Regions from separate parts of the Homo sapiens genome. Here region 2 is linked to region 1. The links are chromatin loops, found by intact Hi-C in ENCODE. Cell type or tissue: natural killer cell. All regions are shown on one strand. Each heading gives the region's core, and the rest is flanking DNA. Links, peaks and the distances in the headings are about the cores only. Region 1 has its middle 14 kb from the start of NOS1AP. Region 2 overlaps LOC127814295 (a long non-coding RNA gene).

Region 1 (12,631 bases), core at 2,702-10,701:
ACATGTCTAATATTATACAGCTGCTGGCCAAGTGGCAAGGCTGAAACTTAAACTCAGTTCTTACGTCTCCCAGGCCTGTAGTTTTCCTTCTTTCCTTTCTTTCTTTTTCTTTCTTTCTTTCTTTCTTTCTTTCTTTCTTTCTTTCTTTCTTTCTTTCCTTCCTTCCTTCCTCTCTCTCTTTCCCTCCCTTCCCTTCCTTCCTTCCTTCCTTCCTTCCTTCCTTCCTTCCTTCCTTCCTTCCTTCCTTCCTTCCTTCCTTTCTTTCTTTCTTTCTTTCTTTCTTTCTTTCTTTCTTTCTTTCTTTCTTTCTTTCTTCTTTTTTTTTTGACAGGGTTTCACTCTGTTGCCCAGGCTGGAGTACAGTGGCACGATCACTGCTAACTGCAGCCTCGACCTCCCTGGGCTCAGATGATCCTCCTGCCTCAGCCTCCCAAGTAGCTGAGATTACAGGCACATGCCACCATGCCTGGCTAATTTTTGTATTTTTTGTAGAGATGGGATTTTGCCGTGTTACCCAGGCTAGTCTCGAACTCCTGGGCCCAGTAATCTGCTAGCTTCGACCTCCCAAAGTGCTGAGATTACAAGCATGAGCCACCACACCTGGCCCTGTAGTTTCTATTTCCGCAGGCTGACAAACATTAGGTAAGTGGTTGGAATAGTTTACGTTCAGTATCCCTTTCAACTCAGAGAGTCTTTTGTTATTTTATCCCATTATGGGTACAATTATATTATTTCTACATCAGCTAATGTGTGAACTATTTCATGCCATTCTTCCTAAATAAACATTTCAAATTAAAAATAGTTTTAAAAATCTGCTATAGGTCAGTTTAATTAGAATCAATACCACTTTTGAAGAAAATACTCCTACTTCATATATTTGCTGTAAACAGAACAATTTGGTGTAACTGTTCATGTTTTATAGAATCAGTGGTTGTCCTTCTACCACCTGTTTTAAAAAGGACCCATGATTTTCCTGCCTTGTTGGAGACATTCACCTGCAGTGAGTCCACACATCTGTGCCTAAACTAACAATGCAACATTTGGCTTTCTCAAGACACAGAATCAGCCTCAAAAATATAAAAAATAGATCACAGCTTTGAAACGTAAAGTGTGTACTGCCAAAAAATGAAATATACATATTCAGTTTTTGAAAGTTCCATGATAAGATGGTATCAAGCAACAAGGCTGTTTTTCCTTTTAGGAAAAATTATTTTTCAGCTGGGTGCAGTAGCTTACACCTGTCATCGTAGTACTTTGGGAGGCCGAGATGGGTGGATTGCCTGAGCTCAGGAGTTTGAGACCAGCCCAAGCAACATGGTGAAACCCCATCTCTATTAAAATACAAAAAATTAGCTGGGCATGGCAGTGTGAGCCTGTAGTCCCAGCTACTCGGGAGGCTGAGGCAGGAGAATTGCTTGAACCAGGGAGGCAGAAGTTGCAGTGAGCTGAAATCATGCCACTGCACTCCAGCCTGGGCAACAGAGTAAGGCTTCATCTCAAAAAAATATATATATATACATATATATATATATATGTATATATATATATATTTCCTGGATGATGATAGAAATTATTTTTATTTCTGTCAAATCCATCAGACTGTAGCCTCTTAGCCCGTAGTTGTTTTCAACTATGTCCCTAGCATGTATTTGAGAATTACCTAGTCATGCTTACTAGAAATTCAGACATCTGGTCCAATCCCAGAGTACTTTTCTAGCTGGGGCCCTGGGAATTAGCTTTTCAATACATTCTCCTCCCCATACCCAAGATGATTCTTATTTGCACTAAGTTTGAATCATTGGTTTAGAAGACAAGAAGTATATCCTTTTGTTATTGTTGTTGTTAAGTGTAGCTTTATTTGTAAATGACCCAAACTGGAAACAACCAAAATGTTCTTCAGCAGACGAATGGACAAACTGTAGTATATCCACACCATGGGGTACTACATAGCAATAAAAAGGAACAAACAATTGATACATGCAACAACTTGGATGGATCTCAAAAAAATTATGTTGAGTGAAAAAGGCCAATCTCAAAAGGTCACATACTATATGATTCCATTTACACAATATTCTTGAAATAAAATTATAGAGATGGAGAACAGATTAGTGGTTGCCACGGGTTAGAGATGGGGGATGGGGTAGGGATGGCTATAAAGGGCAATAACAGAGCCTTATGGTGGTGGAGCAGTTCTGTATCTTGATTATATTCGTGATCACGTCAATTTACATATGCAATTTTTTTTTTGAGACAGAGTCTCGCTCTGTCACCCAGGATGAAGTGCAGTGGCGTGATTTTGGCTCACTCCACTTCCTGGGTTCAAGTGATTCTTGTGCCTCAGCCAGCTAATTTTTGTATTTTTAGTAGAGACGGGGTTTCACCATGTTGGCCAGGCTGGCCTCAAGTGATCCACCTGCTTCAGCTTCCCAAAGTGCTGGGACTATAGGCATGAGCCACCACCTGGCCTCACATGCAATAAAACTGAACATCACTACACACACACATACATGAGTGCATGTAAAACTGGTGAAATGTGAATGACCTCTGTGGATTGTCCCAATGTCAATTTCTTAGTTGTGAATTAAGAATTACATCCTTTTTAATCTTAATTCAAACTCCACTAACCATACAGGATGCTTCATACTGCATTCTCTGATGATGATAATGTAATGTGTACCCAGTCCCTACTTGTAAATCCTTTATAGCTAGAGCTACTCAGCCCCTACTTACAGGCCAGTCCCCCACCTAGGTTTTTGGATTAGTCTTATAGTTGTGCAGAAAGAATTTAGGAGCCACAGGTTAGTGTTTAGTGGTCAGCATCAAGGGTGATGATGCTGTGACATCAATATCTGTTTAGCCCTTCCCTCTTTTTTTCCTCTCCTTGGTAGCTCCAGGGAAGGGAGAGAGTTCACTCCATAGGATCCACCTTTTCTAGGAGGCCCATTTCCCACATTGTTAGTTGGTTCATTGCATAAGGCTTATCTGTAGCCTTCTAACAAACTCTTCCCCCTCTTCCCCTCCATCTCTCCCATAGCTCCATACAAGCAGCTGATTGGGCAGGATTTTAGGCTTGGGTAATATTTATATCTGTGTTTTGGCAAAAGAGTGAAGCATTATTCACTTCACTTCAAACCGACTGTTCCAGGTCTTCAATCAAGTTTTAGAGCTGTCTCTAAATTTTAATTATATTATTTCCTGTAGCCTAATTGGCACTCAATTTAAAATATATTATTGATAAGTCATCACCTCTATGTGCAAACCCATGCCTCAGACCAGAGAACCCTTTGATGTTTAGGTCTCATATTTTAAAGGAAGAGATGTAGATATCAGTGGCTCCAAACCCATTTCTTTCTGGACCAGTGAAGGCATGCAGAGGAAGTCAGGGCTTCCTTTTTCTCTCAAGCTGATTCCTCAGACCGCTTCTTCCTTTCATATCAAAGGTTTCAGTCAGTCATCCATTTTTCTCAGCTCAGAAATTCTGACACAGGGAGCTTACTTGTATGTGTGACCTGCCATTATACCTTGTTGTGCCTGGAAGTGTGAGAAGGGACAGAATTTTTACTTGAAAGAAGACAGTCTTGTTTCCAAAGAATGACAGAGAGGGGTTCTTTGCCTTTCCCATCAAGTAAGACTTCCTTTCAGTCTGAAGAGAGCCAGTCTTGAAGGGCACTTGGTCGGCAGGCACCCTTGCTCCCACTCATCTGTATTTGTACCCTTGGGTTCTAGCTCCAACTTCCTGGTAACCCAGGGGAGCAACTCTATGGAGATCCTGGCAGGGTTACAGAGGATCCTTGGGGGTACAGTTGATCATTCTAGACAAATCTCCCCAGGAACAGGTTGTTTTTCCAGATTTTACAGAATATAGTATTTATAAGACAATATTTCTTTTGCTTTCTCTGTCTCTCATGGCAGAACTTTTCATGCTTAATTGTTCCAAAGTACTGTTTCGTCAGAGCCAACTACACCAAAAATTCTTGTTCCCTTCTGAGATGGAATTACTGCTAGCAAGCAACTTTCCAGCCTGAGAACCCATCTCAGCTTCCGGCACATGTGAGAGGGACCATGCTACTAGTTCTCATCAAGAGATCTTAAGCAGAAGGGATGTGTGTCACCTCTGGGCTGAGGTGGTTATGTTCCAGGTACAGGGCATTTCATCTCTTTCTTTGACTGCCATTTGGCTGAATGCAGAGGATCCAGGAGAGGTGACAAGGAGGGCCTAGGGGATGGTGGAGCCACAGGATAGAAGGAGCCTGGATGCTGAGTTGCCACTTTAGGAGAGAGCTGCCAAGGAGAGCAGCTTGACCAGGAATGTCTGAATCTGTGACTTGCCATTATGCTTTGCTGTGCCTGGAAGTGTGTGAAGAAACAGAATCTTCAAATTTATGTGAGACAATATCAAAGACTTGGAACCAACCCAAATGCCCATCAATGATAGACTGGATAAAGAAAATGTGGCACATATACACAATGGAATACTATGCAGCCATAAAAAAGGATGAGTTCATGTCCTTTGCAGGGACACAGATGAAGCTGGAAACCATCATTCTCAGCAAACTAACACAAGAACAGAAAACCAAACACTGCATGTTCTCACTCATAAGTGGGAGCTGAACAATGAGAACACATGGACACAGGGAGGACATCACACACCGGGCGGGGCCTGTCGGGGTGTGGGGTGGGAGAGGAGGAGGGATAGCATTAGGACAAATACCTAATGTAGATGACAGGTTGATGGGTGCAGCAAACTGCCATGGCACATGTATACCTATGTAACAAACCTGCACGTTCTGTACATGTGCCCCAGAACTTAAAGTATAATTTTAAAATATTTAAAAAAATTTATGTGAGAAATAAACTTTTATTGTGCTAAGTTACTGAGATTAGGGATTATTTGTGACAGAAGCTGGGGTTAATAACCCTGACTGATACAACCATCTTCCTTAGAGTGAGGATGAGGAAGAAAAAGACAGTAGAGGGTCAGGGAGAGGACGGCCCCCATTGGCCACATATATAAGAACAACACATAGAACTATGAACTAGAAACCCAAGTGCCTAGAATCCCATACTTCACAAATGGAATCAGCATCTCTATTTGTCCTGCCTAAAAATACAGTATTTAAATCTAATAGTTATCAAGTTGCATTTTGCTGGCAGTGCAGGAGACTTAGAGACAAATGAGACAGAGTTGCTTAAGTCTTTTGTGGCAGCACAGTCCCTGCCAAACAGAAACACTGGATAAATATTTGTCGAATTGGATAGTTGGAGTCAGATATGAAACAAAATGTAACACAAGGTAAGTGTCTACACAGGGCTATGGGAATAGACAATAGAACAATTAATTTTGCTTGCATAGAGTATGTGTGAGTGGTTAGTAAAGGCCCCAGTGTCTAGATGTCTTTTACAGAACAAAGATGCAGACAGCCCTGGGTTCCTTATAGCTCTTAGCAATGAAGCTGATGGCTTGGGCTCACCCCCTGTCACTGCTGCTCTGAGAACTCCCAGGCCTTCCTGACTCCTCCACCCGTGGTCCCCCCCATCTAGATCACCCTTTGTTGGTTCCTTTCCTCCTTCCCGTGCACATTCCTGTAGTACTCTCACACTTCCCTTCCCAGCACCTCTAGGGAGGCCAGGGCTTCAGGACACCACCAGGGAGATATTCTTGCCCATTTCTTGTTTACTATGAGTCAGCCCCGACTCACCACCCAGGGCTGTGCATCCTGAACATAGGTTTTTCCAGCCTTTGATGAGAAGGCAGTGCTGTGGCTCTCCTATGACCAAGAGAGAAGCCAGCACCTGGTTATCCATGGAGTTACCTTACCTCACCACCTTTCCTTTCTGCTCACACCTTTCAAGTTTAGGTTCTGGAGAGGTTCTCAGGGGAGTAGGCACATGGCCTGGGCCTACGGGCTTCTTGGTTCTCACAGGGGTCCAGGCTCTAGTTCTAGTCTATGCTTTCTTTTCTTTTCTTTTCTTTTTTTTTTTTTTTTGAGATGGAGTCTTGCTCTGTTGCCCAGGCTGGAGTGCAGTGGTGTGATCTTGGCTCACTGCAACCTCCACTCCTGGGTTAAAGCAATTCTCCTGCCTCAACCTCCTGAGTAGCTGGGATTACAGGCGCATGCTGCCTGCCTGGTTAATTTTTGTATTTTTTTTTTTTTTTACTAGAGATGGGGGTTTCACCATATTGGCCAGGCTGGTCTCGATCTCCTGACCTTGTGATCCGCCTGCCTCAGCCTTCCAAAGTGCTGGGATTACAGGCGTGAGCCACAGCGCCCGGCCTCTAGTCTATGCTTTTGAGGGCATTAGGGGAAGTTTGTGTTTCAAATATATTTTGATATTCTTAAACATGTTTCATGATCTTTAAAATAAAAAGATGAATCCAATGTGTTCTGTAAAATGGGGGTGGAGGTGGATCTGAGGGTTCATTTCTCAGGCTGCATCTAGATCTTTTAGGAGGGCACCACTACTCAGTTCTGCCTCTTGAGGGCACCAGAGACTGTTTTGCCATCCACAGAACAGCAGGGAACTAGGCAGCCATCAGCTGAGTGACCCATGAACAGGCGATGTTTGGCCAGCCAGGGGAGCCCTGCTTGGGGGCCATAGCCTTGCAGAGCTCTGCCAGGTTAGTGGGATGATGACGGGACCCAGAAACCTGAGCTATGGCTTCAGCTCTGCTCTCAGCTAGCTGTGTGCCTTTCAAAAGCCATTTAACTTCCCCGGGCTTCAGCTTCCTCCCATGTATTAAAAGTAATGGCCAAAACCTCAATTATCTTTGCACCAACCCAAAAAAAGGCCAGGGGTAGAAAGAGCTGACCCAGATGGCTTCTTCTATATTTAGGGCTTTGAATTGCCCTAAATCATGGAAAAACTGGAAATGATAGAACGGCATAGATTCTTATTTCCTGGAGCCTTTGAAAGTGTTCCGGTCCTGAGCCCTGACCTCGACATGACCAGAAATTGGTTATGGCAAGATGGCTGGGAGCAGGGGGCAGGTGCTGACAAAGAGTAAATGAAGAAAATGAGGCTCAGGAGATAAATCAGAGTGGAAATGTCACAAGCTCTCCCTAATTTAGAATCATAACTGATGCTAGGAAAAGGACCTGAGAAAGATTGCATAACCTTTTTGTAACTATCCTCTGCCTGTCCAAGCTGTGTATGAAATAATAGCTATGAAACACAATACAAGCTAAGGGGGCTTTGGTAGCACTCAATAGCCCTGTTGAGATGTGGGTGGGTGTCTCAATAGTATTCCGAGTCACAAATGAACTTTCCTTGACATTTCATTTCCATACCTGAATTGTACATAATATTTTGGTTCACACCAACTCACTGAGGTAGGAAGACAAAATGCATGTCTATAGCATTAATCTTGGAAAAATGAATCATTCATTCATTCATGAGTCAACTAACGAAAGAAAGAGCAAGCGCCGAGTGGGAGAGTCTTGGCTGTGAGGGTAGTAAAGGCAATTCTGATTCAGGCACAACTCTTAGGAGTGGAAGTCTTTGGCCCCCGAGCAGAGAGAACTTGGTTGCAGGTCAGTGGGGTGTATTTCACTGTCCCAGATGGCACTTGTATGTAGGTTAAACTCAGAATCCAAAGTGTTGCTAAAGGACTGTATGGAGAATATGTGGGGAATGGGAGCAAACGGTAGTCTTATATGTTGTGAATGCCAGAGGATAGATAGAGACAGCAGGGGATGTTCTGAATGCTGAAAAAACCACGTTACCATTCAGTTGGGGGCGACATCAAAATTCTGCTCCTTGCCTTGTAGGGATGTCAGGTGGGATATGGGTCAGTAAAGCAAGATAGAAGTCTGGGGAGTAATAGTGCTTAGAGAGGCATCAAGGTAGTGGGATCCCTAAAAGGCTTTTTGAGAGGGAGTTGCCATTCCAAATTCAAGAACTTGACACTTTCCCTAGGGAGCCATAAGGAAAGCAAAGTACCTTTTCTTTGATCTTGCTTTGTAGACATGTCTTCTTTCAGAAAGTCCCTCCTATCAAGGGAGCCACAGGTAGATAGGGGTACAGTGGAGAGGGTTATAAAAGTCAAGGACTAAAGAGAAGGAATACACAGAAGGCGTGGGGTGAGCATGGAGGGTGGCTTGCCTTCAGACCTGGCTCCAGTGCTTATACCTATGTGATCTCGGAAAAACCCTATAATCTTCCCCAGCCTCAGTTTCCTCTTCTGCACTATGGGAGCCATACTTGTACCTCTCTCAGAAGGTTCTCATAAGGATTAGGTGAAATATAAACAAATATAAACAAAAGGCTTTTTAAAACTATACGGCATGGACTGAAAATAAACTATTATTATTATGAAAGGCAGAGGCGGTAGGTGCATACCAGAATGCCAGGATTATTACTTTTCACACATGGTGGTGTTTTGGGGACCCCTGCAGCCTTGCTAAAACTACTTCTACTGGGTGACTGCAGGTGTTAGCAAATTAAGTTTTTAAAAGGGCTCAAGAGCACCTGTGTGCGGGCTGAATCCTTGCATTATGACTTGGCAGCCTGGTAGGGCATGCTGGTCTCTGGAAATCACCTTTTGTAGTAGGCTGGGAGGGGACCTGGGGGTACCCACAAATTATCTGCTAGTTCTCCACTTTACGCAGGAGATCTACTTCTACCTCATCGTGGTAACCTACAACTTACATGACAGCTAGCCATGGTGACCAGAAACTTTATTGTTTTGTAACCCAGTAGGCCATGAATGCCTCCCTGGTGTGCCAAGAAATTGCATATACCATAGTTGTAGAGCCAGGTAATACAGGCATGCATAGGTTTGGACACAGGGCCTAGGAGGAGAAATCCTGGGCACCAGCCAATGTAATGTATTCCCAAAACACATCTTTGAAAGGCTGGATGGACCTTCTTGTCTCAACGCACCACTAATGCCACCATGGCATGCATCTGATAATAACAGATATCAACTGAGAGCTTACAACATGCCAGAAACTGTGCTGTTTTACATGCATAATCTCATTGTTTTAAAACTTTTTTATTGTAAAATATACATAACAAAATTTATCTTAACCATTTTTAAGTGTACAGTTTAATGGCATTGAGTACATTTGCAACGTTGCATGGCCGTTACCACTATTCATTTCCACAACTTTTTCATCATCCCAAACAGAAACTCTGTACCTATTAAACTATAACTCCCCATTTCCCCTTCCTTCCAGGCCTTGGTGACCACTCTTCTACTTTCGGTCTCCATGAAATTGCCTATACTAAGTACATCACACAAGTAGAATCATACAGTATTTGTCATTTTGTGACTGGCTTATTTTATTTAGCATGTGTAATTCCTAAAGTTTCATCCACATTGTAGTATGTGTCAGAATTTCCTTCTTTGTTAAGGCTGAATAATATTTCATGATATGTAAATACATTTTGCTTATCCATTTATCACTAATAAATATTTGAGTTGTTTCCACCTTTTGACTATTGTGAATAATGCTGCTTACAAGTTTTTAAGATGGAAAATTCTAAACATATACAAAAATAGAGCACAAAATATGATAAAACCTCATGTACAATGATCAACTCATCAACAATAATCAACTGATGGCCAATTTTGCTTCATCTATATGCCCACCTACCTCCCCCCATCCCATATTATTATGAGGCATCTCAAACATCATACAGTAATTGTTTCTAGTTTACAGAAGAGGAAGCTAAGGGACAGAGAGGTTTGAATTTGACCAAAATTCAAACTCAGGCAGTGTGATGACTGGGCTCATACTTATAAGTCTTTGTGTGTGTGTGTGTGTGTGTGTGTGTGTGTATGAGTGTGTGTTCATACATATACACACATGCATGGGGTCAACCTTGGGCAAAATTGCATATTTGGAAAAGTTTGCCTCTGGTGCCTCTCCCTGCGTCTTTTCCCATACTTGGATGCCACGTGGACTTTAAACATATGAGCACAAGTTTGAAGTCTTAGTTCTTAGTTACAGGTAGAGTCAGTAATGCCTGGCCTCCAGAGTGGGTGTGAGGATTAAAGGAGATAAGATCAGTAAAAGTGTTGGGCACCTTCAAGCATGTGGCAGATCAGTACACATGCTTTCCCCTCCCTTCCTTGGGGGGCCAGGCCCACCTTCCCTCCACAAAAGCAGACCTCAAGGAAACATGCACTATCAGAGCGCAACTCTCAGATGTCAAGGGGTAATCACTGCTGGGGGATTTGTGTTGTGAAATAAAGGATTTTTACCCTGCCAGTGAGTACACGACAGAGGTGGTGCAATTCCTTCTTGCCAATGAAATCATGTATGCGTGTGTGTGCAAGCATGTGCATCCACAAATGTGTAAAATAGGTTGGTGGACAAGTTCAGACTTCATTCTCTACCCAGACCATTACATTTTCTTTTCTCTGAGGAATTGTGACCCTGAAACAAATAACCACTTTTTCTCTCTTTGTCCTCTATTGGCTAAAATAGGAGGACAAGTCCTTTGTTGGGACCCTCATCATTTTCTGGCCCAAGGATACGAAACCACGGGACAGAGGTCTGAGCTCAGACAGGTCTTGGCAAGCCTGGCTCATTTCACTTCTAATCCTCTGTGGCCAGGCCCCTGGAGGTAACTCGGGAAGGACTGCAGAGCTCAGTGGACAACGGAGCAGGACTCATTGGTTGACCACAAAGTCTCAGGTAACCTCAAAATGTATCTGCAGAGGGGACAGGAGGGCACTGTGGCCTCAAGTATATTGAGTGATGGTCAGCAATAGTCTGGTTGGCCACTTCCTCTACCTGGAATGGGCTTTTCTGATCTTGCCCATGGAAGTAATAGAATCCTTTAATGCCAAGCTCAAGTACTGCCTCCCCTGTGACATTTTCTGTGTCTCCTCCCACTCTCCACCTCCACCCACCCCTGGTTGCCATACAAAGTGATCTCTCCTGCTCTGAACTCCATGGTATCACTTTTGTGCCCTCTGAAGCACTTTTAGTGCTTTATTTTTATACCATCGGAATATCAGTCTTAACTCCTTGATAGATCAAAGTGAGTTCCTCCAGAACAAGAACTGTTTCATCTATTTCTTTCCACTGTGAAGAGCCATTCAGTCATGCAACTAATGAGCATGCAGACTAATGAGCTGACAGAGCATGCAGTCAGCAACTAATAAATATCTGTTGGCTAAATGATCAGATGTCTCACACAACCATGGCACATAGCAGGCACTCACTAAATGCACACCGAACGAAGTAACATCCATCTCCAACATAAGAGACAGTTTACCCTGCCACGGATGTTCAGATGGAAACCAGTTTCATATAGCCCTTCAGGCAATAAAATATTTCAAAACCTCCATGGAAATAACCATACAAACTGCCTTGGGTAGCACCTGAGATGGTCTCAAATGGGGTTTCGAGTATTCTAATATCCCAAAGTGTGGCATTTTTATTAGTCTGTTTATTATTCTAACTGGCATTCTGAAGAATTTGAATGTCACAAAGTAGTACATACTTGTTGATTTAAGATAGTCTTGATGAGAATATCTGACCAGAATATCTGCTCATCAGCAGAATAATGGTTGACATTTGTAACAGTGACCCTGTAGTTACACAAGAAACCCAAACACCTTATTTAAGGAAGTGTTATAATATCTTTGGAAACTTGCTTTTTAAAAAGCCATTTTAATTTTCTTTTCTTTTTTTTTTTTTTTGAGATGGACTCTCGCTGTATCTCCCAGGCTGGAGTGCAGTGGAGCGATCTCGGCTCACTGCAAGCTCTGCCTCCCGGGTTCATGCCATTCTCCTGCCTCAGCCTCCTGAGTAGCTGGGACTACAGGCACCTGCCACCACACCCAGCTACTTTTTTGTATTTTTAGTAGAGACGGGGTTTCACCATGTTAGCCAGGATGGTCTCTATCTCCTGACCTCGTGATCTGCCCGCCTGGGCCTCCCAAAGTACTGGGATTACAGGCGTGCGCCACCATGCCCAGCCCTTAATCTTTTTTTTTTAAGACAAGATTTCACTCTGTCACCCAGGGTAGAATGCAGTAGGCGATCGATCTTGGCTCACTGCAACCACCTCCTGGCCTCAAGCAATCCTCCCACCTCAGCCTCCCAAGTAGCTGGGACTATAGGTGTATGTTGCCACACCTGGCTAATTTTTGAATTTTTTGTAGAGATGGGGTTTTGCCATGTTGCCTAGAACTCCATGTTGGTCTTGAACTCCTGAGCTCAAGTGATCCACCCACCTTGGCCTCCTAAAGTGCTGGGATTACAGGCATGAGCCACCTCGCCTGGCCTATTTTAACCATTTTTAAGTTAATAACTCAGTGACATTAAGTGAATTCACCACTATCTCCATAACGTTTATCATCCCAAACAGAAAGTCTATACCCATTAAACAATAACTGTACATTATCCCCTCTTCCTGGCTTCTGATAACCTGTATCCTATTTTCTGTTTCTATGAATTCACTTGTTATAGGTACTCCATGTAAGTGAAATCATAGTATTCATCCTTTTGTGACTGGCTAATTTAACTTAGCCTAATGTCCTCAAGTTTCTTCCATGTCGTAGTATATGTCAAAATTTCCTTTCTTTTTAAGGCTGAATAATATTCCATTGCATATATACACTACATTTTGTTTAATCCATTCATCTATTGATGAACATTTGAATTGTTTC
Region 2 (12,631 bases), core at 3,068-11,067, 1.3 Mb after region 1:
ATTTCAGTGTTTACCAGCATATTGTGTGACACAATAAGTAATAAGTTCCAACTATGAGATTATTTGAATAAGTACAAGGAAAAGTTAGACACTGACACAGGATGGACAATGTTGTACTTTGACAAATAGAAACATTTAAAAATTATCATCTATTATAATCATCTAGAAAAAGAGATAACACAAAAAATATAGGAAAGGCATAATATTAAACTGTTTTATAAGCCAAATAAATTTAGTTTTATAAAAAACTTACTTCACTGTCCTTATTTTTCTCATTTAAATTAACAAAACTTCATCAGGAACCAAAACAGGTCAATGGATTGAGCCATGCCAATAGTTCACTGTCATGAGAATAAAAAGTCCAAATAAGACTCAGTCTTTGACTTTAAAGGTATTGCAATTTAATTGAGATAATCAAATTTACCTGCATGAAATGACTCAAAACCAATATAAAATAGTACATAATTATGTACAGGCATACCTCAGAGATATTGCAGGTTCAGTTCCACACCACTGCAATAAAGTGAGTATCACAATAAAGGGAATGACACAAATTTTTTGGTTTCTCAGTGCATATAAAGAGTTATGTTTACACTATAGTCTGTTAAATGTACAAAAATATTATGTCTAAAAATACACAAATCCTAAGTTAAAAATACTTTATTGCTAAAAAATGCTAATGCTCATATGAGTCTTTAGTGAGTCATCATCTTTTTGCTTATAGAGGGTCTTGCCTTGGTATTGATGACTACTGACTGATCAGGGTGATGACTGATAGGCTGGGTGTAGTGGTTCATGCCTGTAATCCCAGCACTTTGGGAGGCTGAGGCAGGAGGATCACTTGAGCTGGGGAGATAGAGGTTACAGTGAACTATGGTAGTGCCACTGCACTCCCACTTGGGTGACAGAAAAAAAAGCGGGGGTGGTGGTTGCTGAAGGTTTAGGTGGCTGCAGCAATTTCCTAAAATAAGACAACAAATGAAGTTGGCCACATCAGTTGACTTTTCCTTTCATGAAAGATTTCTCTGTAGAATGTGATGGTGTTTGATAGCATTGTACCCATAGAACTTCTTACAAAATTGGAGTCAGTACTCTCAAACCCTGCCACTGCTTTATCAACAAAGTTTTGTAATATTCTAAATCCTTTGCTGTCATTTCAACAATGTTTAGAGAATCTTTACCAGCAATAGATTCCATCTAAGGAAACCTTTTTTTTTTTCTTATCCAAAAGAAACAACTCGTCATCCATTCAAGTTTTATTATAATATTGCAGCAATTTAGTCACATCTTCAGGTGCCACTTCTAATTCTAGTTCTCTTGCTATTTCCATCACATCTTCAGGTGCTTCCTCCACTAAAGTCATGAAGTCATTCATAAGGCCTGGAATTAACTTCTTCCAAATTCCTATTATAATAAATTGACATTTTGACCTCCTCCCATGAATCACAAATGATCTTAATGGCATCTAGAATGGTGAATCCTTTCCAGAAGGTTTTCAGTTTACTTTGCCATATCTATAAGAGGAATCACTGAAGCAGGTCTAGCCTTATGAAATATATTTCTCAAATAATAAGACTTGAAGTTTGAAATTATTCCTTGATCCATGGGCTGCAGAACAGATGTTGTATTAGCAGGCAAGAAGCAATATTAATCTCCTTGTAAATCTCAATCAGGGCTCTTGGGTGACTAGGAACATTATTAATGAGCAGTAATATGAAATAAATCTCTTTTTTCCAGTCTCGACAGAGTCTCAATAGGGAGCTTAAAATATTCAGTAAACCATGCTTTAAATAGATGTGCTGTCATCAAGGATTTGTTGTTCCATTGACAGAGTAGAGGCCGAGTAGATTCAGCATAATTCTTAAGGGCTGTAGAATTTTCAGAATGGTCAGTGAGCACTGGCCTCAACTTAAAGTCACCAGTTGCATTATCCCCTAACAAGAGTCATTCTGTCCTTTGAAGCTTTGCAGCCAGGCAATGACTTCTCTTCTCTAGCTATGAAAGTCCTTAGATGGGCCAGGTGCGGTGGCTCACGCCTGTAATCCCAGCACTTTGGGAGGCCGAAGCGGGCGGATCACGAGGTCAGGAGATCAAGACCACGGTGAAACCCCATCTCTACTAAAAAATACAAAAAATTAGCCGGGCGCAGTGGTGGGTGCCTGTAGTCCCAGCTATTCGGGAGGCTGAGGCAGGAGAATGGCATGAACCCGGGAGGTGGAGCTTGCAGTGAGCAGAGATTGCGCGACTGCACTCCAGCCTGGGCGACAGAGCAAGACTCCGTCTCAAAAAAAAAAAAAAAAAAAAGGCCTTAGATGACATCTTCTTTCAAAAGAAGGTGTTTTGTCTACATTGAAAATCTGTTGTTTAGCGTAGTCACTTTCATCATCTTAGCAAGATTTTCTGCATAATCTGTTGCAGCTTCTGCCTTAGCACTTGCTGCTTCACTCTACACTTTGTATTAGTCCATTTTCATACTCCTATAAAGAACTGCCTGAGACTGGGTAATTTATAAAGAAAGAGGTTTAATTGACTTACAGTTCAGCTTGGCTGAGGAGGCCTCAGGAAACTTACAATCATGGCGGAATGCAAAGGGGAAGCAAGGCACCTTCTTCACAAGGCAGCAGGAAAGAGAAATGCCGAGCAAAGGGGGAAGAGCCCCTTATAAAACCGTCAGATCTCATGACAACTCAATATCACAAGAACAGAAGGGGGGAAATCACCCCATAATCCAATTACCTTCACCTGATCTCTCCCTTGATACATGGGGATTATGAGGATTATAATTCAAGACCAGATTTGTGTGGAGACACAAAGCCTAACCATAACACACTTGTATGTTATAAAGATGGCTTCTTTCCTTAAGCCTCACAAACCAACCTCTGCTAGCTTCAAACTTTTCTTCTTCCTCCTGTCTGTCAGCCTTCATATAATTAAAGAGAGCAAGTGCCTTGCTCTGGATTAGGCTTTGGTTTAAGAAAATGTTGTGGCTGATTTGATCTATCCAGACCACTCAAACTTTCTCCATATCAGCAATATGGCTGTTCTGCTTTCTTATCATTTGTGTGTTCACTGGACAAGCACTTTTAATTTCCTCCAAGAACTTTTCCTTTGCATTCACAAATTGGCTGTCTGGCACAAGAGGCCTAGCTTTTGGCCTATCTTAGCTTTTGATATGCTTTTCTCACTAAGTTTAATCATTTCTAGTTTTTATTTTAAGTGAGACATTTGACTCTTTCTTTCACTTGAAGGCTTGGAGGACATTATATGGTTATTAATTGGCCTAATTCAAATATTGCTGTGTCTCAGGAAATAGGGAGGCCCAAGGAGAGGGAGAGAGATGGGAAAATGGCTGGTCAATGAAGCAGTTAGAACACACTCAATATTTACTTATTAAGTTTGTTCTCTTATATGGGTGGTTCTTGGTGCCCCAAAACAATTATAATAGTAACATCAAAGATTACCGATTGCAGATCACCATAATAGATATATAATTAAAAAGTTTAAAATATTGAGAGAATTACCAAAATGTGACAAAGACACAAATTGAGCACATGCCACTGTTAACAATGGCACTGACAGACTTGCTCAATGTGGGGTTGCCACATACCTTTAATTTGTCAAAAATGCAGTATCTGCAAATCATAATGAAGTGAAGTGCAATAAAACAAGATATGTGAAGTGCAATAAAACAAGATATGCTTATATATAATTGATATGGTTTGGCTTTGTGTCTCCACTCAAATCTCATCTTGAACTGTAATCCCCGGGTGTTGAGGGAGGGACCTGGTGGGAGGTGGCTGGATCACGGGGGTGGTTTCCTCCATGCTGTTCTCATGATAGTGAGTGAGTTCTCATGAGATCTGATGGTTTTATAAGGGGCTCTTCCCCCTTGGCTTCCTTCACTTGCTCTCTCACCTGCTGCCATGTAAGACATGCCTGCTTCCTCTTCCACCATGATTGTAAGTTTCCAGAGGCCTCCCCAGCCATGCTGAACTGCGAGTCAACTAAACTGCTTTTCTTTATAAATTACTCAGTCTTGGGCAGTTCTTTATAGCAGTGTGAGAACGGACTAATACAATAATTATGTGGGACAGATAGTAGTTATATGTAATGGGAGACTAAATAAAAGAAAGATCTGTATGAAGTGAAGTGGAAACTAAAGGACTGGTGAAAGAAGTGGTAGCTGAACTAAATTTGGCTAGGTTGAAAAGAGGGCAAAGGGAATCCTAAATGGAAAAGGAGCAAGGCGCACAGGGTAGAAGTAAGCTACTGAAAACGACAGTGATATGAACCAGGATTGTTTAAGGAAACTAGCCTGATTAAAGCAGAGAATACATTTTAAACAGTACTGGATGATTAGGTTAGATAAAAAAGGTAGATTGTGATGATGTGAAAAATGGATTAGTAGACAGGAATCTGGACTCCAGCAGATATAAGAGCATTATATTTTCGCACACAGGGAAGAATCCAAAGTGAAAACATTATTTTGTACTGGTAAGTAATCTGTCCTAACTTTTGGTTGTGAAAACACAGGGTCTGACAAGTGCATGTATTCAATGAATTCTGGTTGATGGCATGATGGCTATTGTATTTGTAATCCACACAAAACCTCTGCAATACCTGCCAAGTCTGATTTATCTTGAGATTAGAATCTTAGTTTAAACTTCTACTTTCTACTTAGCTAATCACCTGCATGGTTTACCATTCTACTTTCTGTCTTTCAACCTAAAATAAAAATATAACAGGGTGAAATAAAATGTACTAATTCCCCATATAACGTTACACCTGAGCTGTGGTAAGGGGATAAACAGTGACTTCAGATAAATAGTTCAATATCAATTGGGGTAGAAATGTCTCTTAACACAACATAGTCTGGTTTATTCTAAAGAAATAATGTCAAAATTATGTTATTATAAATTCCTCATGCAGAAAAATAGTTATTTTCTTTAAAAAAAATTAATCCTCAGGGTAGAATATGTGGTTAAATGTGTTTTGTTTTAGTTAATACTAACTCTAGGAGAAAATCTTCAGAAAAGCCCTAGCCAATGAACAGAACTAGAGGCAACTGCAATCAACAAATCACTAAGCTGTGAAATATTTAACACAAAGGAAGAAAACTGAGAGAGAACTTTATTCTCTCTTTGGAGTGATAGGAGATTCTAGGAAAGAAAGGGATGGGAGAGACCCTAGAGGCTTCCAGAGGAATAAAATAGAGTCAGGAATGAGACAATACATATGTAGGGCATCTCTGAAGGCCTAGAAGGTCTGTGTAAGACTGCCAACCCACCCAAAGGCTTATGGAGGGAGAGAGACACATAATCCCTTGAACAACAAAGCATAGCAAAGAAATTCAAAGTATCCAACCAACTAAACCCTTCCCCACAGAACTGAGGAACCCTTCATAGGTCTATATCTTTTGTGTTGTACTGTAGGGAAGTGGTAGAATAGTAGGTATCTAAGGATACAATCCTTTCTAGAAGGATTCAGGGATAAAATCTGTAGAACATAAAAAGGGTCTGCTGCACAGGTTACAAAAATTAACACTGCCTCCACCAGTGTAAGCGTTTGAGATTAGGAAGCACAGTAGAGGAGCTAGGGACAGAGCTTCTAACATTAATTACTTGGGTTCAACTTTTGTCTTCCTGGTTTCCTAGATATGTGACCTTGAGCTAGTTGTTCCAGTTTTCTTTAAAGTAAATAAGATATATATGTGTGTGTGTGTGTGTGTGTGTGTGTGTGTGTGTTTATAAATGGAATAGGAAGAGAAACTACTTCATGCAGTTGTTGTGATAATTAAATGAGGTAATACATGGAGAACACCTGGCATCTGGTACATCTTCTGCAAATATGCACTATCATTATTATAAAATATTGTATAAAGGTGTATAAATGGAAATTATCTTAATGGATTGTCCTAGGAACAATATTCAGGTAATAATTTTGAATATATATGGTCAAACTGTGTTTACCAGGTTGAATTTGCTTAATAAAGAGTAAAGAAAAACTGGCAGCTGATTTTTCCAAAGACTAAAGATGAAATGAGATAATATTACTTGGTACTTATATAGAAATGCATAGACTTAGACCCCTTTTTGAGAAAACAGGATTTGAAAAAGATATAGAGAACTTAGAAGTGATTTTCTCCTAAGGGTCCATATTAGAAAATGTACTCTAGACAATATAAATCACTATCATAAAGAATTCATGAGAATGATAACATGGCACCAGAACTGTGACAAAACACCAACAAAACAAAACAACAACAACAACAACAAAAAAAACCTACTTATCCCCAAATTTTTCTGATTTATGATAGTTATTATGAGTTTCATTTTTTAAAAATTCCCCTTCTGCTATGGCATGAATATTTGTGTCTCCCCAAAATTCATATTTTGAAATTCCAACTCCCAAGGTGATATTAGGAGGTGGGGCCTCTGAGAAATGATTAATTCATGACAGGGGAGCCTTCATGAATGGGACTAGTGCCCTTAAAAAAGAGGTCCAACAAAGCTCATTCATGCCTTCCATTATGCGAGGGCACAGCTAGAAGATGCCATGTATGAACCAGAAAGCAAGCCCTCACCAGACATCAAAGCTGCCAGGGCCTTGATCTTTCCAGCCTCCAGAACTGTGAGAAATACATTTCTGTTGCTTTTAAGGTACCCAGTTTGTGGCAGCTTGTTACAGCAGCCTGAACGAACTAAGACACCCTTCTAAAATGTGTTATAACTAACTAATTAAAAATTAGAGTACAATCACTGCTCGGGTGACAGATGTACTAATATCTCAGAAATCACTAATAAAGTATTCAATCATGTAACCAAAAAGGACCTGTGCCCCAAAAACTATTCAAATAAAATTAGACTACATTAAGATCAGTATTTTTCCTGAGAATCTCATTAACTCATTTGAAATAACTGAAAAATAGCACTGGATATTGTAATACTAATATTGAAAATATACAGAATATAAAAATTGAAGTTAGGCCGGGTATGTTGGCTCATTCCTGTAATTCCAGCACTTTGGGAGGCCAAGACAGTAGGACTGCCTGAGGCCAGGAGTTCGAGATCAGCCTGGCCAACATAGTGAGACCCCATCTCTACAAAAGAAAACTGAATTTTAAAAAGTCACATTGACCAAAAAATTTTAAGAATATCTAATTTGTTTCAGCTGATAATTCCTAAGGTTCTCTATACTAACTATATTAAAATAATAGAGTTTGCTGTGAAAGTTGGGGAAATGATACTAGAGAGGTTAGAGTTTAATATAGCAACTTTTTGCTTCCTTGGATCTTGTTTAGAGCTCATCACAAATTAGCAAAGAATAGGTACTTTATAGTTCCAAACTAAGAATTCCATGCGAGTCCTTAACAAAGATACTGTATTGCAAATGTACAGCTCAGTTCTGAAATCCACTAATAAAGATGAACACAGCTGAGAAGTCAAGTGGATTAACAGGCTTGTAATGATGAAAGGGTAATAAAAAGCAGATAGCTATTTTGAATTCAACGCTATTTTTCTTCTTAACCCTGGGCTCTAAACATGTATTCTAATGCCAATAAATTTAGAATCTAATTTTTTTCATCCAGAACATTGTGTTCAATGTTTATCACTCTAATTTACTTTTATGAATGAAAATGAAATAAAACTTTCAAACTATGTAAGGTTAACACTAATGCAACAGCGCCACCCAGTGAATATGCTGTATATTCAAAAGTGTTACTAGAATTTACCATTTTCTTTAAATACTAGCGTACTTTCAAAATATCTATGGCCTCAACCATTTATATAAAATTATACACTACAATACTAACTCAAAAATATATAAAAGCATTACGCATTTTTACTTACCCATTTATAACTACAGTTAAGATGTGCTTTCTGATATTTGTGATTAAAGGGTTTTGCATATTAAATGCTACCTATGTCAGCAAGCTAGAAATGTTGGCTGATAGGAGAGACGTATCATTATTTCCTCTCATATGAAACATTAGGCAGGTATAAAACAATGACACTTGTTTGCTTTTGCAGATTTTGTATATATCGCATAATACAGTACATAGTTTCAAAGATTTTGTCTCATGCCCTTAATATAAAATGTGTGTTCATAATTTCACTTCATCTTGCTATTACTGTTCATAATTCATATAAGTGAATTGAATGATGGCATCAATAATACAACCATAGAATTTGTAAACCAATCAATAACGTAATGTGGTGCTTGAGCACAGGAGTTTGAGGCTGCAGTAAGCTATGATGACACCAGCCTGGGCAACACAGTGAGACCCTATCTCAAAAAAAAAAAAAGCTAATATGATATAATATCAGATAGCATTTTAATATTCCACTCTATAGTGACTAGAACATAGTTGGAATATTGCTTTCGGTATTAAGTCCACAAAAATCTAATAGAACACTTTTTATGTCATCTTTTTATTTCTCAGGAAATAGAAATACATTGGAGGAAAAGGCAAAAAGAACTAAAATATATTCAACAAAAAGAAAATTTCTTTTTCACTCTGACCTGCTAGTTTCCCTCCTCAGAGGCTACTACTATTACTTTGTTAGACGCATCATGTCTCAAAAGGAGTTCAGTTCAACAACAAATACTAATTGAGTGTGCAGTTTGTACCAGGCATGGTGTTAGGTGTTGGAGCATCAAAGGTCATTAAGAACCAGCCCTGTATAATAGTGGAGACAGGCACAAAACAGATCATTTCAATATAACATAAACTTTTTTTTTGTAAGTATGCAAAGAATCCATCTCAGACCTCTCTTTTTGAGTTTCAGAATCATTCATCCAATTGCCATGTATCTGGACATTGTCATGTGTATGTTTCACAGGCATGTTGAGCTAGACATGTTTAAAACTGAATCACCAGTTACCTCCCAAGTGAGTCTGCCTCTGTGTTACCTAAATCAGAGACTGGCATCCCATTTATCTGGGTACTCAAGCCAGAAAATTTCACTCGTACTTATCAAGCATCTCCAGCGTATAAAGATTTGTGCTAAGCTGTGGATACATGACAGCAAATAGGGTAGTCCCTGTCTTCACCAAAGCTTGTTTAAGAAACTCTATCCTTGATTTCTCCCACTTCTGCCCTCACAATTCAGTCACCAAGTTTTGCCACTTCTACTTCCTAAAATTCTTCTGAGATCTATTTCTATCCACACTGGCAATGCCCCAGTATAAACTGCCATCTTTCTTTCCCTGGATTACTACAATTATCTCCTAACTGGTTTCCTTCTTGCTGGTATTGCTGCCCTTTGAGTTCTTTTTCTCAGAGTAGCGATTCATCATCTAAATACTAACCTAATCATGTTGAAACCATTCAAAGTTACTATTAGCCTTAAGAAGGAGTCCAAACTTTGTGACATCATCACTAATGTTCTTCATGATCTGGTCCCTGTTTACCTCTCCACCCCTGTCTAGAATCTCTCAGTTCCTAGACTGTGTTCTTCTTCATAAACATTGTTAGCCTCTATCTAGAATACTTGTTTTTTACCCTTTCAATTCCTAGCTATTATCAAGCATGGAGCCAATAAGACTGAACTGCCTTTTTTTTTTTCTTTTTTCCCTATGAGAATGTAAACTCTGTCAGGAAATTATTAGATTGGTTATTGCCATATTTGCTTGTTCATTATTATATTTCTAGTATCTAGCTCAGTGTCTGGCACAAAATAAGGGTTCAATGAATATTTTCTGAATGAACCCACAAATGTCAAGAAAGCAGAGAGAAAAGTCAACTAACTCAGACTATGGAACAAGGAAAGGCTTCTTGCAAGAGCCCTAAAAAATTAGTAAGGATAAGGAAGAGTCAGCCAAAGAAAATAAAGATAGTCCAGACAAAGTCAACAAGAATGCAAAAGGTCTCAGGTGTAAAGCAGCCTCATGAATGCGAAGTGGGTAGGATGGGAGATGGTACTGGAAAGGGAAACAAGACTGGGAAGGAAAACAGTGGCAAGATAATGAAGACCCTAGCACACCAGGCCATGGAGTTGGACTATCTTGAAGGTGACTGCAGAGGAAGATTAGAAATTTAAGGAGGCAAGTGAAATAGATTTACATTTGAGACTGGTCATTCTGGCTGCTACTTACAAGATGGATTTGGCGGTGTAGGTGGGGGTGGTAGTAGTTATGGCTGAAAGCAGTGAGATGAGATAGAATTGGGAGTACAAATGAAAGCAAAGGACAAATTAGAGTTTGAAGGGCTCGTGAGCCTCCCGAAAGTCGGAACTTCAAGGAACAGGTCAGGAATAGCAGTAGTTTTAGAATCCATGAGCAAATAGGTTAAAACAATGAGTGGACAGTGCTCACAGGGAAGATACAGACAGAAAACAACTCAAGGTTGGAACTTTGGGAAATACTATTTAATGGGTAGGCAGAGAAAAAAAGACCCCCAAGAAGCATGAGACAGGTAGAAAAAGATGGGAGAAATGCAAAACGAGTTTCAAGGAGGGTTTAATCAATGATACCAAATGCAAAAGAGAGGTCTAGAACAAGAAACAGTGGTCATACATTGGTGGAGGAAGTACATTTCATTTTCTGAGACAGACAAATAAGACAGGTGGATATATGTGGCATTGACAGAAGTGGAGAGGGAGGAAGTTATATATTGTATGATGGCTTTAATTTTCTCAATTAACTGGGAAAAAAGTACTGGGATTGTGTGTGGCCCCTATGGAATCTCTATTCATAAGAATGGGTGCCTGATGGGAAGTAGAGTGTAGGATCCAGTCTTAGTATTTCACCTATTCCTACCACATTAGACCAAGTGAATCAACTTTTTGTCCCTATTGATCTGTTAAAGTAGAAATAACAATTTGGAAACCCTGTCACTTAAAAAAAGAGATTTGTTTAAAGCACTAGATATCACAGCATCACCACTTGCATTAAAGTCCTAGCTGCAGGCTGCCATGGTCTCTTTGGAACACCCCCATCTTGTCACTCAAAGGTCCACTCAGTCCTGATAGGTCTGTCATCCAGAATTTAAAGTGCAGTCTAGAAAAGGAACATGAAATTAAAATTAGAAAGGCAATAGACACAACAAATTGCAGATGCATACGAATGTGTTATGTGCTTGAAACACACCTTTAAGACCACTCTGGTCACTTTCTATTAAAGAGAGGAATTTAGGTTGGGAAGAGGAATGAAGAAAGGGTAAAGTTTGTGAGAAATCACTGAAAGTTACAGGACAGGGAAATTACTGATGATAAATTAAAGGATTGTCAGGAATCAGGGAAAGAGCTGAAGATGGAGACTGACAATCTGTCATATATCACTTTGTGTCATTTTCTCCAGTGTTTCCAGCTAAGAATTTATAGACAAGATGCACGGATAAGATTTTGACAGGCACCTGGGTCAGAGGCATCAGACACAGGAAGTTTGGATGCTGATAAACCATGCAGTCTAGGCTGTGAAGGGAGGTATTAGCAGGAGGGCTGTCAGGGAAAATGAAATAGTAGGGCAAATGTAGCACATGTGAGGGTACAAAATTATGATGCTACAATCAGAAAGAATACTAAAGTTTTCTGCAATAGTCTGTGTTTTTATGGGTGATAACAAAACTCTTAGACTAATGTCTAGGTTGAGAATTCTGATGTTCCACCTTCTACCTTACACTGACCAGTATCAGGCAACTAAAAGTTTTAAAAAGTCAGATTTAACCTTCTAATTAAGGTAATTTGAATAAACACTCATTTTTTAAATAAATAATTTACTTCTAATATAACTCAATTTATCACATCAATAGTAATATTAACCCCCAAATAAACAATATTTATTGTTGATATAACAAAATGGTTGTCTTGCTCTTTTCTTCCTTTGCCTCATTTTTCTCTTTCTCCATGGTCCATTCTAATCTTGGCTTTCACATAAATCGCTTGGTTTTTTTTCTAGATTCTCAACGACAATTTAGACATTTGTTGAGCACTTGCCACTTGCAAGGTATTTTCCTAGGGACCATGTATAAATAATAATAGTCAAAATAACAGCTAATACTTTTCAAGTACTCACAATTTTGCCAGGCACTTAATTAAGCACTCTACAGGAACTAATTCACTTAATCTTCATGATACCGTATAAAGCAGATAGAACTGTCACCCTATTTTAAAGATGCAGAAACGAGCTCAGTTAGGTTAAATAGCTCGCCTAAGTCCACCTAGGTAGTAAATGGTGTGATCAGGGATTTCAATCCAACTCCCTTTGACCGTAGAGATGTGCTCTCAGTCACTACGCTATGGTTCCCTTCCCTGCCTCTAAGGACATATAATTTGGTGGAAATTATGCATGTATCAGTAATCAATTTGATTTGGCAAGTGTCAATGAGACAGGTCTCTTTTTTCTGCTTTCCTCACTGACTCTAATATTTTTTTAAAATCTATTTTCTTAATGTCCTTTTGGGTCTTACTAGATTCCGACTTTGAGACTTACATCAGTAAATAGACATTGAAAGGAAAGACAAAAGCCCTGAACTAATGATATGAAATGTATTTTTATTTAGAATTGGTATAGACTTCACTATCAATAGGTTTAGTTCTTCAGGACAGGACAAAGCAGCGGAATTTGTGTCTACATTCAATACAACCTTTCTAGCACTTTTTTCACATAATTCAGTTCAGGTTCCCCATCC

Evidence for each region. A loop is a pair of places that touch in the nucleus more often than their neighbours do. Peaks named below come from ENCODE experiments on the same cell type or tissue, not always from the same donor. Only the 100,000 strongest peaks of a DNase experiment are listed, where the experiment ranks them.
Region 2: it touches region 1 in a loop (10-fold over the local background); 7 of 110 quality-filtered maps call a loop at or near these places.

The regions. Positions count from the first base shown.
Region 1 is chr1:162,049,674-162,062,304 of GRCh38, forward strand. No RefSeq gene overlaps it. Among named protein-coding and RNA genes, the nearest start is that of NOS1AP, 14 kb to the right of the region's middle. RefSeq lists an enhancer at 6,304-6,818. In natural killer cell, for the core only: a CTCF peak has its summit at 6,493 (motif pointing right); a DNase peak (open chromatin) is centred at 6,488.
Region 2 is chr1:163,308,291-163,320,921 of GRCh38, forward strand. LOC127814295 (a long non-coding RNA gene) reads right to left here. Exons shown (of 5, transcript NR_182654.1): 2 at 10,892-11,001. It also overlaps a transcript of RGS5 not described here. Among named protein-coding and RNA genes, the nearest start is that of NUF2, 7.3 kb to the right of the region's middle. In natural killer cell, for the core only: CTCF peaks have their summits at 7,677 (motif pointing left) and 7,878; a DNase peak (open chromatin) is centred at 7,681.